Linked DNA regions of Mus musculus: regions 2, 3 and 4 are each linked to region 1. A link is a loop called in an ENCODE intact Hi-C map of the cell type or tissue named here. Cell type or tissue: left cerebral cortex. All regions are shown on one strand.

Evidence for each region. A loop is a pair of places that touch in the nucleus more often than their neighbours do. Peaks named below come from ENCODE experiments on the same cell type or tissue, not always from the same donor. Only the 100,000 strongest peaks of a DNase experiment are listed, where the experiment ranks them.
Region 2: it touches region 1 in a loop (2.6-fold over the local background); 7 of 42 quality-filtered maps call a loop at or near these places.
Region 3: a loop joins it to region 1, with 4 times the contacts of the local background. A loop is called at or near these places in 30 of 42 quality-filtered maps.
Region 4: it touches region 1 in a loop (6-fold over the local background); 28 of 42 quality-filtered maps call a loop at or near these places.

Annotation. Positions count from the first base shown.
Region 1 is chr10:80,877,791-80,882,790 of GRCm38, reverse strand. Tmprss9 (transmembrane protease, serine 9) reads right to left here and starts at 2,975. Exons shown (of 18, transcript NM_001081688.2): 1 at 2,828-2,975; 2 at 29-156. The coding sequence starts at 2,975. In left cerebral cortex, CTCF peaks have their summits at 1,305 (motif pointing left) and 2,252 (motif pointing right); DNase peaks (open chromatin) are centred at 1,289 and 2,251.
Region 2 is chr10:80,803,695-80,808,694 of GRCm38, reverse strand. Sf3a2 (splicing factor 3a, subunit 2) reads right to left here. Exons shown (of 9, transcript NM_013651.4): 7 at 4,972-5,000; 8 at 4,807-4,875; 9 at 3,773-4,723. The coding sequence ends at 3,881. Amh (anti-Mullerian hormone) reads right to left here and starts at 3,455. Exons shown (of 5, transcript NM_007445.3): 1 at 3,045-3,455; 2 at 2,529-2,671; 3 at 2,243-2,351; 4 at 1,996-2,155; 5 at 1,016-1,896. The coding sequence starts at 3,447. The coding sequence ends at 1,047. Jsrp1 (junctional sarcoplasmic reticulum protein 1) reads left to right here. Exons shown (of 7, transcript NM_028001.3): 7 at 1-199. The coding sequence ends at 123. RefSeq lists a promoter at 3,413-3,633. In left cerebral cortex, a CTCF peak has its summit at 2,625 (motif pointing left); DNase peaks (open chromatin) are centred at 390, 1,286, 2,256 and 2,615; H3K4me3 peaks cover 1,491 bases; H3K27ac peaks cover 2,454 bases.
Region 3 is chr10:80,815,354-80,820,353 of GRCm38, reverse strand. No RefSeq gene overlaps it. Among named protein-coding and RNA genes, the nearest start is that of Jsrp1, 4.4 kb to the right of the region's middle. In left cerebral cortex, a CTCF peak has its summit at 2,169 (motif pointing right); no DNase peak of the experiment used is centred here.
Region 4 is chr10:80,745,511-80,750,510 of GRCm38, reverse strand. No RefSeq gene overlaps it. Among named protein-coding and RNA genes, the nearest start is that of Ap3d1, 5.7 kb to the right of the region's middle. In left cerebral cortex, a CTCF peak has its summit at 2,918 (motif pointing left); DNase peaks (open chromatin) are centred at 1,680 and 2,911.

The DNA.
Region 1 (5,000 bases):
CCTGCCTCCAGGCCCCAGCTGTACTTGCCAGTGTCTGCAGAGCATGCGTGAGTAGGCGGTAGAAGTCAGAGTTCTCCTGCTGCAAAGAACTGGTGAAACGGATCCCATGTAGCTCTGCTATGTGCTCCACGTGGGCGCCCTGTGCGGAGAAGAAGGCTGCGGACAAGACGGGTGCCTGGTGAGACAGCCCCACTGTGGGCTTGGGGCTCACCTGCCGAGCCTCCATACACACAGGACCTGACTCCCCAGGTGGAGCAGCATTGAGTCTCTGCTGAAGGCTGTCCTGAGGACTCCCAGAGACAGTATAAAGTGACATGGGCTGTCCCCAAAGTCAGCTTCCTTGACTTGAGTCAGTGACATCACAGGTCACAGTCCCTCAGGAGGTCTTACAGTGTCCCAACCTCCTTCCTAGGATGGGGCAGTGACTCCTGCAGAGGACAGAGTAAGCTGGCAGACACCAGAACCTTTGTACAATTTATCCAGAGGCCACATTCCAGGCTGGCATGCCTTCTTTGACAGTTTGTGACACATGTGAACGTCAGGTCATCAAATCGACTCCCCACCCCACCCCGGCCCCTCTCCCTCTCTCTCCATCATGTGTTTGAGCCAGGGTCTCTCATTGAACACAGCGGCTCACCAATTCAGCACCAATTCCACTAGGACCAGCCAGGGAACCTGAGGAGCCCCTGTGTCCTTGACTCTGAGATGACAAGCATCCATTACTGCACCTGGCTTTTTCTTGTGTGGGGATGGAGACCCTGGTGTCTGGCGAGGTAGTCCCTGTGTGGGGGCTGAGCCATCTCCCAGCCTCTCTTCTTTTCATTCTTTTGAAGCAGGTTTGCTCTGTAGGCTGTGGTGACTTGGATTTTACAACCGTCCCGCCCCAGCTGGCCCTGCCTGTGCCACCACTTCTCCTAAAGGGAGTTTCTGACTCTTCAGTTTCCTCCACTCAGGAAGCTGCCACACGGACACTGTGGTGTCAGGGTATTTAAGACCAACACGGCCGGGCAGTGATGGCGCACGCCTTTAATCCCAACACTTGGGAGGCAGAGGCAGGCGGATTTCTGAGTTCGAGGCCAAACTGGTCTACAGAGTGAGTTCCCGACAGCCAGGGTTACACAGAGAAACCCTGTCTCGGAAAACCAAAAAAAAAAAAAGAGCAACACGAGAGCCTTTTACCCTTAGCAAGTAAATTAGGGGGTGGAGAGACAGTTCAGGCATTTGGAGCCTGACTTGGTTCCAGCACCAATATAGCTCACAACCGCCTATAATAGCAGGTCCAGTGTGCCTTGCACCCTCTGCCGGCGGCCGTGGGTACTGCATGCATGCGCCGCACAGGCATACATGCAAGTAAAAAGCTCATACACAGAAATAAATTTTTTTAAAAAAAGATTTATTGGATAGAGGAGTGGGGGGGAGGGTGTGGGAGACTTTTGGGATAGCATTGGAAATGTAATTGAGGAAAATACGTAATAAAAAAAGATTTACTTATGTATTATGAATACAGCATTCTTCCTGCATTATAGAAGGTTTGAGCCATCATGTGGGGGCTAGGAATTGAACTCAAGACCTCTGAAAGTGCAGTGATCTTACCCTCTGAGCCATCTCTTAGCCCCAGAAATAAAATTTAAAAAACAAAATCTGCCAGACAGTGGTGGTACACGCCTTTAATCCCAGCCCCTAGGGGGCAGAGGTACACAGATCTCTGAGTTGGAGGCTAGCCTGATCTACAGAGCAAGTTTCAGGACAGTCAGAGCTACACAGAGAAACTGTCTCAAAAAAACAAAAAACAAAACAAAACAAAACAATAAAACCACCACCAACAACAACAACAAAAAACAAAATAACACAACAGAAGCAAACGGATAGTGTGTGGGTGCTGAGTCTTAGCCATCCGTCGGGATGGATTTGTGGATTCATGGGTAGAGGGATCATCCCAATGGGCTGTATCGCTCAGTGGGTAGAGCACTCCCTGCAGGCATTGGCCCTGGGTGGTGGCATGGTGGTGCACATCTCTAGTCCCAGCACTTCGGAGAATGAGACAGAGACCATGAGTTTAAAGTTATCCTTAGCAGTGAGAGTTTGAGGCTAGCACGGGCTACGTCAGACCCTTCTCTTTCTCAAAAACCAGGAAAATCCCTCAAAAATGATCGCAAAGGTTTGTGTGCCACTTGGACTGACAGGAAACCCTCAAAGGGGTAGAGCACGAGGGGAGATGAGAATGCTACTGCACGTGACAGGCACAGCCACTAGGGGGCAGCATTCAGCCACATCAGACTGCAGTAACCTAGCCCGTCCAGAAAAGCTTAATACATATTAGTACAGTTGGGGACTGTAGGACAATTATCAATGTATTCTGTTATCTTTTATCAATACAGGGTTTCTCTGTGCAGCTCTGGCTGTCCTAGACTTTATCTGTAGACCAGGTTGGCCTCAAACTCACAGAGATCAAAGGGTGTATGCCACAACTGCCTGGCCAATTAAATTTTTTCCACACAAGTTCCCCAGTTTGTACCCATTATCACTGTATCACCATGCTAACAGGCATGAGCCCAGCCTCTCCTAAGCCACACCCCTGTAGTCCTGCCTGACCCTCCTGCTGCCTTAAGCTGTCAAAACTGACATATCTGTTCCCTCCCCATTCGACCACAGGACTGCCCGCCCACCCGCTCCTTCTTGTCATTGCAAACACTTCCTGCATACCCAGCATATTCTTGGACCCCAGAGCCTGTCCTTGCCACTGCTGGATCTGGCTGGAAGGTCAGCCCTTTGACACTTGGGATGTCCTTTTGCATCCGAGGACCCAGGCCTTCTTCCTGCCACTTACCTGAAAGGACTCCCAGGGTCACGATGGCCATGCTGATGCCCACCACTGCGATGACAGCCGTTCGACAAGGGCCAGGGTCTGGAGCAGATACAGAGACAGCCTTTGTCACCTCTGGCACAAGTTGTAAGTCTGGTGCAGTGGGCTCCATGGCTCGGCAAAGGTAAGCTCCAGCTAGACACCTGCAAGAGAAAAAGAACAAAAAATGGACAAAGGATTTATCTGACATTCAGCCACACTTGGCCCTGGACTCCTGATCAACTGACTCCACTTCCAGAGTGCAGGGGTGACAGGCATGCACCCAGCATTCCCTGACACCCATGTGGACCCAAGTGCACCCTTTGCTAATCCTGGTATCCCAAGGCTGAGGCCAAGCCAATTTGTCCCATCCTTAAGGAGACTTGATCTGCCTGAAATGGCCACTCAGACCCTTGTGACCGCCATGCACAGCAGAGGGGACAGGTCAGTGGCCCCACTATGACATCACTTAAGCTACAGAGATTCTGGGTGAGACGCAACCATATCCCCAAATCATCACTGAAGTGAGAGACAGGAGCCATGCTGCAGCTCTGACCAGTGAGCTCTCGGCCTCGGGCTGCAGGGGAGACCTCCGTGACAGTCCACATACACACAGATGTACACACAGATGCACACACAGGCGACCACACACATGCAAACACACCCACACACATTCATGCACACATATGCATACACACATGCGCACACATACATATACGTGCACATACACACATGCATGCACACATGTGGATATGTGTGTGCATAACACATATACACATGCACATGTGTGTGTGCACACAGGCATGCACACACGAGCACACACGCATTACTGTGCTCACACACACCCCTTGCTCATCCCTTCCCTGAGGACTTGCTCTTAGTGAGTGCTAAGCATGCCATGCCATTCAGCCCTTCCCACAGTAATTACTGCAGAGCTGCCTTGCCCACAGACACAGAGCCCTGAAAAGGGGCTGATGCAACTCTGTGAACCTCGGGAGACCTGAGCTGGGGAGACCAGGCTACCAAGAACTGCTTCACCAGAACCAAGCATGGTAGCACACACCTGTCATCCCAGCATCCAGGAAGCTGAGGCAGGGGGATTTCTATGAGTTCCAGGCAAGGCTGGACTGCCAAGTGAGACATTGTAGCCAAAAATGGGGAGGAGGTAGATGCAGGCCATGGAACACAGACTACTTCCTGGTCAGCTCTGATCCTCAACAGGGGACCAGGATCCTGGCTTTGGGAGACCAAGTCTACCCTGACACTTGGTCTGTAAGTAGGGTTTGTTGGGGGTAAACATGGCATACGTTCAGCACTTCTGTGCATTGGTGACACAGGGGCTGTCTAGCAGTGTCCTCTCAATGGAGGCACTTCCTCCTGAGGGAAGGCTCCCTGAGACTCACAGACTTCCTGAAACTCCCATGATTCATAATGGTAGGGAGAGGGGACTAAGTCAGGCATCAGGAAACCCCAAACTGCCTCTAAGTCACCCACACTCAGTGAACTCACAGGTTGCCTGAGCTCAGTCTATAGGATCAGTTCTGTGGTCTGAGGTCGGTGCCCTGTCTTCAGTGAAGTGGTGGCTGCACACATCTCCCCAGGAAACACTGAGTGAGCAGGTCGGGCACTGAAGGAGCTATGAGTATAAAATGGTAGCTTTCTCTGCCTGATGTGGAACACCAGCTAAGTTCTGAGCCTACAGCTGCTGCAAGGAACAAGGGATCCTCACAGAGCAGCGAGCAAAACGCCACTGAACAATGTGCGTGGACACCATATCTAAAGGTTGTTATAGAGCTGGGAGGTGGTGGCCCACACCACAGAGGCAGGCGGATCTCTGAGTTTGAGGCCAGCCTGGTCCTCTGGATGACAGAGAAACTCAGTCACAAAACAAACAAACAAAACAGGTGTTATTAGGGATGGACTGCAGAGACGGCTCAGCAGTTAGAACACTGGCTGCTCTTGCAGCTGCCCTGGTTCAGTTCCTGGCACCAACAACGACCTGTGACTCCAGTTCCAAGGGATCTGATGCCCTCCTTGGGCATCAGGCACACACATGGCACACAGGCATGTATGCAGGCAAAACACTCATACACATAAAAAAATAAATCTTAAAAATTAAAAAATAAATAAATAAATTGAAAAATTAAGACCAAGCCTA
Region 2 (5,000 bases), 74 kb after region 1:
CGGCCATGGGGACGGGACTCCAGGGACCTCCTCGAGCATGGGAAGCTGCAGGCCTGGGCTCCCCGGCGAAGGCATGACCGTGATGACCGGCCCAGACAGAAGCGAGGGAAGGGGCGTGACTGATCCTGTGTCCCCTGGGCGAATCCTGTGTCCCTTCTCCCTGTAGCACCAGCAAATAAAGGCCGTGTTGTGACAGCAAGATCATCTACTCCTTTGTGCCTGGACCCTAAGGGTCGCAGAGATGGGGATAGGGCCGGTGAGATAGTGAAATGGGTAAAGGCGCTTGCTGCCAAGCCTGACCGCCTGAGTTCGATCTCGCGACCCACACGGAATGAACTCCACTTAGTTCTGCCTTCTGCAATCCATCTGTACCCTATGCGCCTGCGTAAGCCTGTGCAACCAAGCCTGGCTTTAAGTCCTGATCCTCTTGGGTCCACCTCCAGAGTGCTGGGGTGACAGGTGTGCACCGCTATACTTGGCTGTTTGTTTTGCTTTTAAAGATCTGGGCGCGTGTATGTTGGGGTGTGCAAGTGTCCTTTGGGGCTGAGCCATTTCTCCAGCTCCCCTGTTTTTGAAACAGTTTTGCTCTTTAATTTCAGGCTGACTTGAAGCATTTCTCCTGCTTTAACTTCCTTCCGGCCAGACACCTATCTCTCCCCGCCACACATAACAAATTAATTAACTAATTAAAAAGTGACAGGGTCCAGGAGTTTAATCCTAGCACTGGGGAGACAGAGGCAAGCTGGTCGAGAGAGGAGAGAAGAGAGAGAGAAGAGAGAGCAGAGAGAGGAGAGAGAGGGTGAGAGTGAGTGAGTTAGAGTTCCAGGACCACCAGGGCTACACAGATCCTGTTTTGAAATCAGAAAAGTGAGAGGGACACACGGGAGTTAGGGGCTGGATGGGAAGGACTCAGGCCTTGCATTCCAGAAGGGAGGTTGACAGGAGTTTCCTCCACCCACAGATACCCCAGCTGAGTGTTTGCTGATCTTTATTAGGGCGCTGACTGGGGGCGGGGGGGGGGGGGGAGGGGAGGAGGAGGGCGGGCGTCACCGGCAGCCGCACTCGGTGGCTACCATGTTGGGCACGTGGTGCGCGCTGATGCGCTCCTCGGACAGGCTGATGAGCAGCTTGCCCGCGTAGGCAGTGGGCACGCAGCAGGGCAGGCGGCCCAGGGCAGCCCCGCGAGCCTGCATTTTTAGCAGCAGCACCACGTGGTTCCCGTAGCGCGGATTACGGTCAGACTGCGGCCACGCGCAGGCGCCTTGGCAGTTGTTGGCTTGGTAGGTCTCCGGGATGAGCACTGAACGCTCCGCGCGCAGATCTACACTCAGCTCGCGCAGCGCGCAAGGCCCGTCTGTCCCTGTCCCCGCGCTGCGCCCCGTTCTCCCACGCCCTTCCCGCCCATGCCACTCGGCACGTAAGCCCTGCAGCGCCTTTAGCAGCAGCAGCGCGCGCAGCGGGTCCCCGGAGCTGCGGGAGTCGTTGGGACACAGCGCTAGCAGGCGCGCCAGCAGCGGGGGAGCTGTGGGTGGCAGACCCGGGAGGTCCCGCAGCTCTGAGGCTGCCGCCTGCAGCTCCACTGCCACCCTGCGTTGCAGGCCCGCTGCCCAGGGAGCAGAAGCGGGGCCGTGCAGCGGCATAGGTTCCCTCTCCGTGGCCGCAGCGGGTGACAGCAGCAGTAATAGGGGTTCCTCCCAGTCGAGCAGGCGTCCCAGTGCTGCGGGGTCTGACAGGTTGACCAGGCCCTGTGGGAAGCTGGCCAGCGCACCAGGGTCCAGGGCCAGTTGCGTGTTCGAAGCCTGGGTCAGAGGTCCCCGCAGAGCACGAACCAAGCGAGTGAGGGTCTCTAGGAAGGGGTCGGCGCTGTGTGGCAGGGCCTCAGGCTCCAGGGACAGTCTGGAATAGAACGAAGTGGGCCAGCTGTGAGCACAAGAGGCTATGGTGGACCAACTACCCCCTCCAACGTCCCAGTTCCTCCTCCATCCCTGTGCGCACCCAGGCTGCGGGAAAGGCATGGTGTCCAGCTGGCCGTGTGCTGGCTGCGGTGACGGCTCGGCGGGTGGCAGCACCACCAGGGTGGGAGTCATCCGCGTGAAACAGCGGGAATCAGAGCCAAATAGAAAGGCTTGCAGCTGATCGATGCTCAGGGTGGCACCTGTAGAGGGTGGGCACGTGCTGGCTGAGGGCTGGGGTTAAGGGCAGCTTCCTTCCACTCTGTCCCCTCCCCTCTGCCAGGACCTACCTTCTCTGCTTGGTTGAAGGGTTAAGATGAGGCCCGAGCCGCTCCAGGCCCCCGCTGGGAAGTCCACGGTTAGCACCAAATAGCGGGTGTCCCGAGTAGGGCAGAGGTTCTGTGGACACAGGGACTCTTGTCAGCAGGACTGGGGAAGATGGTCAGGCTACAGGCACCACCCCTGCCATACTGGGAATAGCCTCCCAGGTGTACTCCTAACCCCACCAACCCTTCCATTTGGCACAACCTCAACCAGAAGGCTGTTAGGGGATGGGCCCATGCCAGTCTCTGGTACCTGTGTGCCCCGCAGTCCAGTCCCTGTGACTGTGACCTGGGGGCCTGGTCCAGGGTATAGCACTAACAGGGCCTGCTCCCAGCGGCTGGCTCCCCCAGGTGGAGGCTCTTGGAACTTCAGCAAGAGCTCGGGCTCCCATATCACTGTGGGCAAATATTGGTTGACTGAGTCTCTGAGGCCATTAGCTTCAGTCCCTCAAGATCTGTCCTACAGAAATTCCCTCAGCTGGACTCTTCACTGGAGATCTTCTGGGGCCATGTAGGCCTGAGGGACCCTGATCCAAGGTGTGGAGACCTTGCTTGTAAGGACACAGCAGCTCTGCTGTCATCTGTCTGGAAGGTGTGATCATTGGGGTGTGTCCTGCCATCTTGCCCACTACAGTTCCTGAAAGGGTGTATAAGGTTCTGCCTAGCAATCCAGCGAGGCCCCCTCCCCCAAACCCCCCTCCCCCAGCTTCTGCCCTAACTCACTCAGTCCCAAGGCATCATGGGCGCTGAGACAGAGTCCATCACGTACCTTCAGCCAGATGTAGGACTAGCAACTGCTGTTCTCCAGTCTCCCCTAGCCAGGCCCCAAGGCGCTGCAGGGCAGGCAGGGTAGCCTGGGAGTCAGTGCTGCAGACTCCGAAGGTGGCCAGGTCTTGGGGTCCCCAGCGAGACTCCTGGACAGCCTCCAGGAAGGCATACTCATAGCTGTTCAGACCCCCCACCACCCTCAGGGAAGCTCTGCTTGTGTTCCCCTCTCCTCTCACTGTCACCAGGCACAAAGGTTCAGGGGGGCTGCTGGGGGGCCAGAGCTCATCTTCAAGGAAGATGAGGCCCCTGGTATTGGTGGCCAGGTTTTCAACCGCCTCAGGCTGTAACACAGCCCCCATAGTCGCTAGCAGCAGTACCAGTGGAGAGAGGTGTGGCCCCTGCATGGTGGTACAGCAAGGTCCGGGTGGCCCTGCTTATATGTATGGCTGAGCCAGATTGCTTGCTTGGGAGGGACGCCCCTATCAACACCAAAGGTGACCTTGGGGGACAGTGCCTGGCACTTTTCATGCCCAGCAGGTGGGAGGCGACTGTCTCAAAGGGCTTTCTGTCCTCAGAGCTGGGCCCATAACTGCAGAGGCCTGAGCTGTCCTTGAGTAGCTCCCATCTCCCTGGGGAGCCCACCTGGAGGACGCCCCAGGTCACCACAGCTTCAACAGAGACAAGCAGTATCCACCCTCCCCACTACCAAACACACAGCAGACAGGGAGACACGGGGGAGGCTGTTTAATAGGCTCAAGGCAGGACAAATAGAAAACCTTCCAAGGACTGGCAATGGGAAAAGACCACACAGACAACAGAGGCTGGTGGGGGGACTGCTCAGTTGCCTGGGGGAGGGGGAGGCATGTTCCCAGGGCCATCTGAGGGGAGTGGGGGCCTCAGCATGGGGGGCATAGGAGCAGGGTGCACCCCAGGATTTGAGGGGTGAACCCCTGGAGGCTGAGGGTGGACCCCCGGGGCAGCAGGGTGGACTCCAGGAGGCGGCTGAGGGTGAACCCCTGGTGCCTGAGGGTGGATCCCAGGGGCTGGGGGGTGTACCCCAGGGGCTTGAGGGTGTACTGCAGGAGCAGGTGGGTGTACCCCTGGAGCCTGAGGATGAACTCCAGCTGATGGAGGAGGGTGTACCCCTGGAGCTGGTGGGTGCACCCCTGGAGCTGGTGGGTGCACCCCTGGAGCTGGTGGGTGCACCCCTGGAGTTGGGGGGTGTACCCCTGGAGCTGGTGGGTGGACACCTGGAGCTGGTGGGTGCACTCCTGGGGCTGGTGGGTGCACTCCAGGGGTGGGTGGGTGCACTCCAGGGGCTGGGGGATGGACCCCAGATGTTGGTGGATGGACCACTGGTGCTGGGGGGTGTACCCCAGGAGCTGGGGGATGGACTCCAGATGTTGGTGGGTGTACTACTGGGGCCGGGGGGTGCACCCCAGGAGCTGGTGGGGGCATCTGGGGAGGTCCAGGGGGCCCAGAGGGAGCAGGCCCAGTGGGGGGCATAGGAGGGAGAGGCAGGCCACCAGGTGGAGGTGGGGGCAAGGCATCAGGGAGTGGTGGGCGAGGAGGCAGTCCATTCATGAGTGGGGGCGGGGGCCGCTTGACGCCTGGGGGTCCTGCTGGGAGGCTGGGAGGTGCTGGGGGCTTCTCCATCTTAAAGTGGAACTGAAGAAAAAACTGTAGGAGAGAGGGTCAGTGACTGGGGCAGGGCCACTGAGGAGCGCTGAGAGAGTACCCACGCAAGGCCTGTGGAACCTCACCTGCTTGGTTTCTCTGTTCCAGTGGGTCCAAAACTTGCCCTCAGCCTTGTCAATCTCCCGGCTTGGCACCTAGGGAGAAAGTCAGAGGCTGCAGCACCCCAAGGAGGGGCTAGGATACACAGACAGCTGAATTTAGCTGCTCTCTCTGTCCTGTAGGGTCGCTACCTTGAAAGCAATGGTCTCATAGGGCTCAG
Region 3 (5,000 bases), 62 kb after region 1:
TCGAGGCCAGCCTGGTCTACAAAGTGAGTTCCAGGATAGCCAGGGCTATACAGAGAAACCCTGTCTCGAAAAACAAACAAACAAACAAAAAAAAAAAAAAAGAAGAAGAAAAGAAAAGAGAAAAGAAAAGAAAAGAAAATTTGGAGTTAACAACATATTCTTTAGTCTGTCCCTGGGGGGTTTACATGCCCCTAGCCCCTCACTGGGGGAGTCTAGGCAAGGGCTCTACCCCTGACCACGCCCCCAGCCCCCTCACTAGGAGAGTCTAAACAGGGCCACCCTGATCCTCATGGATTATCCCTGAATCTTCAGATGTTTTCCTATTTGAATAAGCACCTCAGGTAAACAGTTTTGCTTTGCCTTTTTAATTACTGCATACATCATCCATGCCACACCTGTGTGGAAGTCAGAGGAAAGCTCAGATGAGTAGGTTCAGAGCTTTTTGCAGATGGGTCTTGAGGATTGAACTCTGGTCTTCCGACTTAGTAGATAGCATCCCTACCCATTAAGCCATCTTTCCAGCCTGTATTTGAGGTTTTAAAATATGGTCTACTTTAGAGCCCACTCAGGCTTGAAACTGTCTTTCTGCCTCAGCATTCCAAAGGCTAGGACTGACCCAGGATCCAGCATGCCCCCTGGAATCCAGTCTGCAGACCTGCTGAGATGGGTCACTATGTCAGTGTGTCCACAGACTGGAACCAGGGCAGAAAGAGCAAGGGGCAGAAGCACAGGGGCTTGCTGCCAAGCCTGCTGACCTGGGACTCACATGGTAGAAGAAAAAACTGACGCCAAAATTGTCCTTTGACCCCTCTCAACCGCTCCCCCTGGATGTCTACAAACAAGCACACACAAAACAAACACATGTCATTTAAACAAACAAGTAAATTGAGATTAGGCATCGCAGCACAAGCTGAGACAGGAGGATTATTGTAAGTTGGAGTCCTGCCTGAACTACAGTGTGAGATTCTGTCTGAAAATACCTAAGAAAACGAGATACACAAAAAGGCAAGTCGAGGTAGCTCATGTGTTTAATCTATTTTTAAAGGGGACCCAGGCAGATCCCTGAGTTCCAGGCTGATAAGGTCTACAGAGTGAGTGGTGCTAGGCTTCAAAAACCAAACCAAAAAATAAAAAAGTAACAATTCTTAAGAGGGGGAAGGAAGGCTGAGCTCATGCCTGGACTGGCAAGAGGACTGAAGAGATTGTACCTCAAGGACTTGATCTGGCTCAGCAAGGCGGGCAGGAGGTGCAAAGGCTTGTTGCAACTGTCCCCACCCACCCCAGACTCTGCTCAGAGATAAAGCCTAGCCCAGCCTTTGCATGGGGAGAAGGCCTGAGTATCTCCACACAGGACAGAGGTAGTTTTGAGGAACCCAAAGGGAGCTGGCAGATCTTAAGTCATGGAGGTGTTTTCCAGTAAACGCTACTATCTCTACTCACAATATTTTATTTTGTATTGTTTTTCTCAGTCTATATAATGGGACAAAAAAGAGACAGAGAAGCGAGGAGGAGACAGAGGAGTGGGGTGGAGAGAGAGAAGGGGCGGGGGAGTGGAGGACCAATGGTTGCTTGTGTTTGTTCAGCCTTGGAGTTGTCCCTCCCTCACCAAACCCAGCCCCGTGAATCCCATCTTTCCAGTTTTCTTATATTTTGGTTAGCTTTTACTTATTTATTTATTTATTTATTTACTTATTTATTTGTAGCAGGCTGGCCTCGAACTCAGGCCCTGCTTCTCTGGGACTGGTCAGGATGCCCTCATCTGTGTTCCAACCACAATCATCCTATCCTAGAGGGGAGTGGATAGGATGCACCAGTCACAGGCAACAGTGCTGGCTCTGTTCTTAGTTGTTTCCAAACCCTTGCAGAGGACTCAAGCTTGGTTCCCAGCATCCACGTCAGCTGGTTCACAACCACGGGTAACTCCAGCTCCAGGGGATGCAATGGCTCCAAAAGCATCACCATCATCACTGTCATCGTCATCACCATCATCACTGTCATCGTCATCACCATCATCACTGTCATCGTCATCACCATCATCGTCGTCATCATCAACAGCCGCAACAGCAGCAACAACACCACCACACACACACAGTTTTAAAAAAAGGGTTTTTTTTAATACTTCTTTTTTTTTTAATTTATTATATGTAAGTACACTGTAGCTGTCTTCAGACTCACCAGAAGAGGGCACCAGATCTCCTTACGGATGATTGTGAAGCACCATGTGGTTGCTGGGAATTGAACTCAGGACCTTCGGAAGAGCAGTCAGTGCTCTTAACTGCTGAGCCATCTCACCAGCCCCCTAACAAAAAGTTTTAACTTAAAAATATTAAAAGCATCCAGGTGTGGCAAATATTTTTAATACCAGCAATCCGAGGCAGAGGCAAGAGAATTTTTGTGTTTAAGGCCAGCCTGGGCTACAGAGTGAATTCCTGGACAGCCAGGGCTACACAGAGAAACCCTGTCTCAGAAAAACCAAAACCAAAAAACAATCTTGTGGGTGCCATGTGACACCCGAGTATTTTCTTCAGGGAACCTGCGGCCCAAGACCTCGACAAAAACATTAAGGACCCAGGGCTGGTTGTGGTCGTGTACACCTGTCATTTGTCCTCTTGGGAGGTGGAAGCAGAAGAGTCAGGAGTTCAAGGCTATCCTCAGCTACATAGTGAGCTACATGAGACCTGCCTGTGCTACAGGAGACCCTGTCTCAAAACAAATGCTGAAGCCGGGCATGGTAGTGCAAACCTTTAATCCCTTTAATCCCAGCACTCCCAGCCAGGGCTATACAGAGAAACCCTGTCTCAAAAACAAAACAAAACAAAACAAAACAACAAACAAACAAACAAAAAGAAAAACAGAAAAAAAAACACACAAAAAACAAATGCTGGCTATGAGGTGAATGCCTGTCATCTGGCTTGAGAGGCAAACATTGCAGGTTCAAGGCCAGCCTGATTCCAGGCCATCCAGAGTTATGGAGTAAGACTCTGTCATCTAGCTGGCTGGTAGCCAAGCATCTGTACCCAGGAAGCTCAGTGACCTGAGGTGGGTGGGTCCCTGGAATTCACAGGCTGCAAGGATAAGCCAGGGAACTAGAGCCTACAAGCCATCCTCTGACCTCCACAGATACTCTATAGCATGGGCACGTACACATGAAGTTACACTAAATAAATAAACGTTAAGGAAACTGTCTGGTAACAGGAGGTGGCCACTTCAGTCTCTATATCCCCTCTGGTAGGAATCTCAGCTAGGGTCACCCCCATAGACTTCCTGTAACCTCACCTGTCCCAGGCCTCTAGCTGGTCCCAGAGGTGTCTCCCCATCAATTTCCAACCCTCTTCCCCTCCCCCAACATCTGACCGCCTTCCCGTACCCCTCCTTGCCCCCTCCATCCTTCCATCCACCACTAATGTCTATTTTATTTCCCCTTCTGAGTGAACTTCATGCGTTCTCCCCCGGGCCCTCCTTTTTAGCTTCTTTGGGTCTGTACAGTGTAACATGGTTCCTGTATATAATGGCTAATATCCACTTATCAGTGACTACATACTATGCATGTGCTTTTGGGACTGGGTCACCTCACTCAGGATGATATTTTCTAGTTCCATTCATTTGCCTGCAGATTTCATGATGTCTTTCTTTATAATAGCTGAGTAATATTCTATTGTGTAAATGTACCACATTTTCTGTATCCATTCTTTGGTTGAGAGACATTTAGGTTGTTTCCAGTATCTGGCATCTTTTGGGTATAAGCCCAGGAGTGGAATAGCTGGGGCTTCAGGTAGAACTATTTCCAATTTTATGAGGAAGCACCAGAGATAAAGCCAACCAGCTATGTGAGACTTCAAGTAAGTGGTCACTAGCCACTTCCCCAATTAGGCAAGGGGTAGCAGGCTTAGAAGTATCCAACAGCTGGGCGTGGTGGTGCACGCCTTTAATCCCAGCACTTGGGAGGCAGAGGCAGGCAGATTTCTGAGTTCAAGGCCAGCCTGGTCTACAGAGTGAGTTCCAGGACAGCCAGGGCTATACAGAGAAACCCTGTCTCGAAAAAACAAAAACAAAAAACAAAAACAAACAAACAAACAAAAAAAGAAGTACCCAACCATTGAGTTAGCCAAGGCTTTTTAAAATTAACTGGCGTGTGTGTGTGTGTGTGTGTGTGTGTGTGTGTGTGTGTGTTTGTGTGTGTGTGTTTTCCATTCAGAGATCTGAGATAGCTCCTGAGCAGGTGCCTGTGAGATCTGTTGGGAGCGCAAAGTGGTGTAGCCAAAACCTCACCAATACAGTGGGGTCATATTTGTACTTATTCATCATGGGTCCTTTCATGTGTTTGCTACAGCAAAATGTCCTTTCACCTGTGTCTGCTTCAGAAAAATACTCCTTCCCATGTCTACTTTAGCAAGACGCTTTGTCTCCTGTGTGCCCCAGCAAAACATCATTTGACATAACTGACTTTCCAAAGTAGAAGTCGCCAGTCGGTGGTGGCACATGCCTTTAATGCCAGCACTTGGGAGGCAGAGGCAGGCAGATTTTTGAGTTCGAGGCCAGCCTGGTCTACAAAGTGAGTTCCAGGACAGCCAGGACTACACAGAGAAACCCTGTCTCAGGGTATGGGGATGTGTGGGGTGACACCTAGAGAGGGGCTCCCCCTTCTCAAGGAGAAAGGGAGGGAGAAATGGGGGTATGTTCTGTGTGAGGGGGCACTGGAAGAAGAGGGAGGCTGATATTGGGATGTAAAGTAAATAAATAAATTGTTAAAAAATGTAAAAAGGAAAACAATAAAATAAGAAATATAAAAAGTGGACTGGAGCCGGGCAGTGGTGGCACATGCCTTTAATCCCAGCACCTGGGAGGCAGAGGCAGGCAGATTTCTGTGTTCAAGGTCAGCCTGGTCTACAAAGTGAGTTCCAGGACAGCCAGGGCTAAACAGAGAAACCCTGTCTTGAAAAAAAACAAAAAACAAAACAAACAAACAAAAAAAAAAAAACAAAAAAGAAAGAAAGAAAGAA
Region 4 (5,000 bases), 130 kb after region 1:
CAAGGTCAGCCTAGTCTACAGAGCAAGCTCCAAGATTACCAGGGCTACACAGAGACTCTGTCTTGAAAAAAAAGTGTGTGTGTGTGTGTGTGTGTGTGTGTGTAGATGGCTCAGAAGTTAAGAGCACTGACTGCTCTTCCAGAGGTCCTCAGTTCAATTCCCAGAAACCACATGGTGGCTCACAACCATCTGTAATGGGATCTGATGCCCTCTTCTGGGGTGTCTGAAGACAGCTATAGTGTACTCACATATATAAAGTAAATAATTCTTTAAAAAACAAAACAAAATAAACAAACAAAAAACTAATGCCGGGCAGTGGTGGCACACACCTTTAATCCCAGCACTTGGGAAGCAGAGGCAGGCAGATTTCTGAGTTCAAAGCCAGCCTGGTCTACAGAGTGAGTTCCAGGACAGCCAGGGCTACACGGAGAAACCCTGTCTTGAGAAACAACAACAACAACAACAACAACAACAACAACAACAACAAAAACCCCAAAACAAAGAGCAAAACAAACAAACAAATAAACATACTAAAAATCCACCCTGAAATACCCTGAGCAAAGGTGCTGGGAGTGGAAGCAATATTTCATCCTGCAGGTGTAGCGCATCACCAAGAGAATTCAGGCCTGGAACCTGAAGGCAGGCAGGACCTTGGGCATAGGCAATGGAGGAGGACTGCAGAATGGCTTGCCCCCGTGGCCAGTTCACTCTACTGGACCTCGGCCAAGAAAATGGCCCAGGGATCAGTCTGGTTAGGGCCTTTACCCAGTCGATGCTCTATCTTCCAAGATGATTCTAGCTGTCTCAAGTTGATGTAACCTACTCAGAACAAAACCAACCAAGGCTACAGAGATGCTTTCGGCAGAGCTGCTGCTGGCATGCTGGAGTCTGATCAATGGCAATGCTGGCATGCTGAGACCCTGGCAATGGATAGGAGAGAACCAACTTCTGGGAAATGCCCACTGACCTCCACACGCACACAAGCAAGCATGCACACCATAAATAAATAAATAAATAAATGTAATGAAGAGTTGTTTTAAAGTATTTGTTTGCCAGGTGTGGTGGTGAACGCCTTTAATCCCAGCACTCGGGAGGCAGAGGCAGGCAGATTTCTGAGTTCGAGGCCAACTTGGTCTACAAAGTAAGTTCCAGGACAGCCAGGGCTATACTGTCCTGGAACTCACTACATAAATCAGGCTGGCCCTGAATTTACAGAGATCTGCTTCGGAGTGCTGGGATTAATGGCATGCAACACTCACTACACCTGATTTTTCTTTAATTTTTTTTTTAAATAATCAAATCCCAGAGAGCTAGGGACATGGCTCAGGTGGTAAAGTGGCCACCATGCAGGCTTGAGGGCCAGAGTTTTGATCTTCAGAACCCACAACAGGCCCAGAAATAGTGGCGCACACTTTTAATCGATCTCAGAGTTAAGGAGGCAGAGACAGGAGGATTCCTGGAATCCCTGGGGCCAGCCAGCCAGCCAAGTCTGACCCACGAGTTCAAGAGCTAGATGTGATGTGAGGAACCAGATCCAAGGTTGAACTCTGACCTTCACACATGGACACTTGTACACGTATGCACAGCAAATCTTGGGCTGTCGCTGAGAATCCTTAGGAAACAGGAATTAGCAAGTTCCTTGAGGGTGGGAGGGATGGATGCTTTCAGTGGCCAGACCAAAGGAATTTCAGCACCAAGGAGAGCTCCAGACGCTCTCTGTGGGAGGCTTCCTTCATTCTCACCCGCCCTCTTAAAGGGGCTCCTGGGCCAGGGAAACACCAGAGGACCTCAGGGGTTTTTTTTCTCCAGGGGCGAGAGGCATCAGGGACTTTTTAAATGGGAAGATGGTTACATTCAACCTGCTTTTTATTTTCTCTTTTCGATTTATTCATTTTATGTGCATGTGTGTTCTATCTGCATGTACATCTGTGTGTGTCTGGGGCCCATGGTGGTCAGAAGGACTTGGATCCCCTGGATCTGGAGTTATATATGGTTGTGAACCACCATGTGGGTACTGGGAATTGAATCTCTGTCCTCTGGAAAAGCTTCAAATGTTCGTAACTGCTGAGACATCTCTTCAGAGTGAGCCCTCCTCTAGGAATTCCTTTGTTTTTCTTGCTTTGAGACAGGGGCTCACTATGCTGCTCTGGCTGACCTGAAACTTGCTGAGTACCTCCCACCCACAGAGAAGCTCCTGTGAGGCCGTGGCTCCTGTGGCCCCTGCTAGCCAGTGTATCTCATCAGCTTGCACACCCCCTCACTCCCTCATTGCTCCTTCACAGGCTGAGCTGGTTTTGTTTGTTTTCTGCTTGAACTTGAACCCAGGACCTTGTCCATCCTGGACAAGCTTGAGTCTGAGTTTTGTCACCATTCCTGAGCCTCTCTGAACTCTTTGTTCCCATGTCTGCCTGCCTGCTTTTCTCAGAACTTTCTTCTTTCTCTAAATGTCTCCTTGATCTTTGCTCATTGCTAAAGTTGGAATACAGTAGATTATTAGTATGTTGTTGAGTGGGTGGATGGGTGGGTGGATGAGTGGGTGGTGAACGGGTGGGTGGTAGGGTGGGTGGATGGATAGATTGGGTACATAGATTTTATTTATTTATTTATTTAGTTTTTTTTGGGGGGGGGTCGAGACAGGGTTTCTTTGTGAAGCCCTGGCTATCCTGGAACTCACTTTGTAGACCAGGCTGGCCTCGAACTCAGAAACCCACCTGCCTCTGCCTCCTGAGTGCTGGGATTAAAGGCGTGTGCCACCACACCTGGCAGGGTACATAGATTTTTGATGGGGAGGTGGAAGGACTGCTTATGGATAAGTGAAGGTATTCCGTGTGATTAATAACACAGTCTTGAATCTCTGACCAGGTCCACCAGCTCAGGCTGCTGCACCTCTGTGCCTGGTAAGCACTGCCCTCTGCTGGCCACACTGAGGAATGTGCTATTTCCTGAAGTCCCAGTGCTGTGAGATTGGTCTGTTAAAAGCTCTTCTGCCTTCAAGTAACCCCAATGGCTTTGTTTGTTGTTTTGGTGTGTCAGGTAGCCCAGGCTGGCCTGAACTATTCCCCTGCCTCTTCATCGAGAACTGTTTAGAAACAGTTCTTTGGAGGCATGTCCAATCTTGTTAGAATATCAGTAGTCCAGTCCCTTATCGAAACACCAAATGTGAATCAGCAGCTGCAGCCCAGTCTTCTCGACCAGCATTACACAAGAACCAGCAAGGCCAGTTCAATCCAGAAGAAACTGTAAGGCTCCCCAACCGGCATGAGGCCACAGAAGCTGCAAGAAGCTGCAGGAACCGCATAAGAAATTCTTTGGCAGCCAGGCGTGGTGGTGCACGCCTTTAATTCCAGCACTTGGGAGGCAGAGGCAGGCAGATCTCTGAGTTCGAGGCCACCTGGTTTACAGAGTGAGTTCCAGGACAGCCAGAGCTATACAGAGAAACCCTGTCTCAAAAAACAAAAACAAAAACAAAAAACAAGGAAGAAAGAAAGAAAGAAAGAGAGAAAGAAAGAAAGAAAGAAAGAAAGAAAGAAAGAAAGAAATTAATTCTTTGGCAAGTTTCTCCTTGGTATCATCACAAGCAGGGCTCAACAACTCAATGTAAGGTGAACCAAGACATGTGTGTCATTAGCCAAGGATAGCAAGGCAGAGCAAAGCAAATCAATGCTTGAGCCCCACTGGCTGTGGGGTCATATTTATACTCCTTTATCATCCATTCTTTCATGTGTCTGCTATAGCAAAACATCCCCTCACCTGTGAGCCCCAGCAAACCATCATTTGACATAACTAACTTTCCACAGAAACCAGAAGTTTCTGCTTCCTTTGGGTGGAACCCAAGACTACTGACTGCTGGGCATACCCTCTGCATTCCACAGTGTGTCTCTATGTAGCTGAGGCTGACCTAAGTTATTATGTACCAGGCTGGCCTCAAATCCACTGAGACCCCTTGCCTCTGCCTCCCAGGGCAGATGACAGGCCCGGGTCATCATACCTGACTTAATTTAGTCTCATGTAGTTCAGGCTGGCCTTAAATTCACCTTGCAGCCCAAATAAAACCCAAGCTTCCGATCCTCCTGTCTGCATCTCTTCAGTGTGGATGGCAGGTTAACGTTTTCACCTGGCCTTTCTTATTTTGTCTGTTGTGTGTTGCAGTCTCTGATCTTCTTGCCTTGGCCTCCTGAGCCACCACACCCCCATGCTCACCTGACTGAGACACTGTCTCTTTGTTGAGCACTGTGCCCTGAAACTCAGTATGTCAATCAGGCTGGGACCTCAGTGGTCCTTTGCCTAGCTAAAATGTATAAAATACTACTTAAAATTTTTACCTTTTATTTATTTGTTTATTTATTTAATTTTCTGTGTGTAGGTGTTTTGCCGGCACGTATATCCACATCTCCGTGTTCTCCTGTTGGCTGTGGAAGCCAGAAGAGGGCTTGGATCCCCTGGAATTGCAGTCACACAGTTGTGAACCTCCACTGGGATCTGGAAATTGACTCTGGATCCTCGTGCCAAGTGCCATCAAGCACAGGGATTTTATGTGCACTATGGTGTGTAATTCCTCACGGAGGCCAGCAAAGGGAGTTTAATTTCCTGGAACTGGCGTTAATATGAGGCTGTGAGTCTACTGCTCTGGCTGGCATTGGTGATCAAACTTCACTCTTCTGCAAAAGCTGTCCTGTTTTTTTTTTTTAAAGGTTTATTTATTTATTATATGTAAGTACACTGTAGCTGTCTTCAGACATTCCAGAAGAAGGCGCCAGATCTCATTACAGATGGTTGTGAGCCACCATGTGGTTGTTGGGATTTGAACTCAGGTCCTTCAGAAGAGCAGTCAGTGCTCTTAACTGCTGAGCCATCTCTCCAGCCCCCTGTCCTGGTTCTTATAACCATTGTGGAGTTACTCCAGCCCCTATTGGTACTTATTTATTTATTTATTTATTTATTTATTTATTTATTTATTCAAGACAGGGTTTCTCTGTATAGCCCTGGCGGTCCTGGAACTC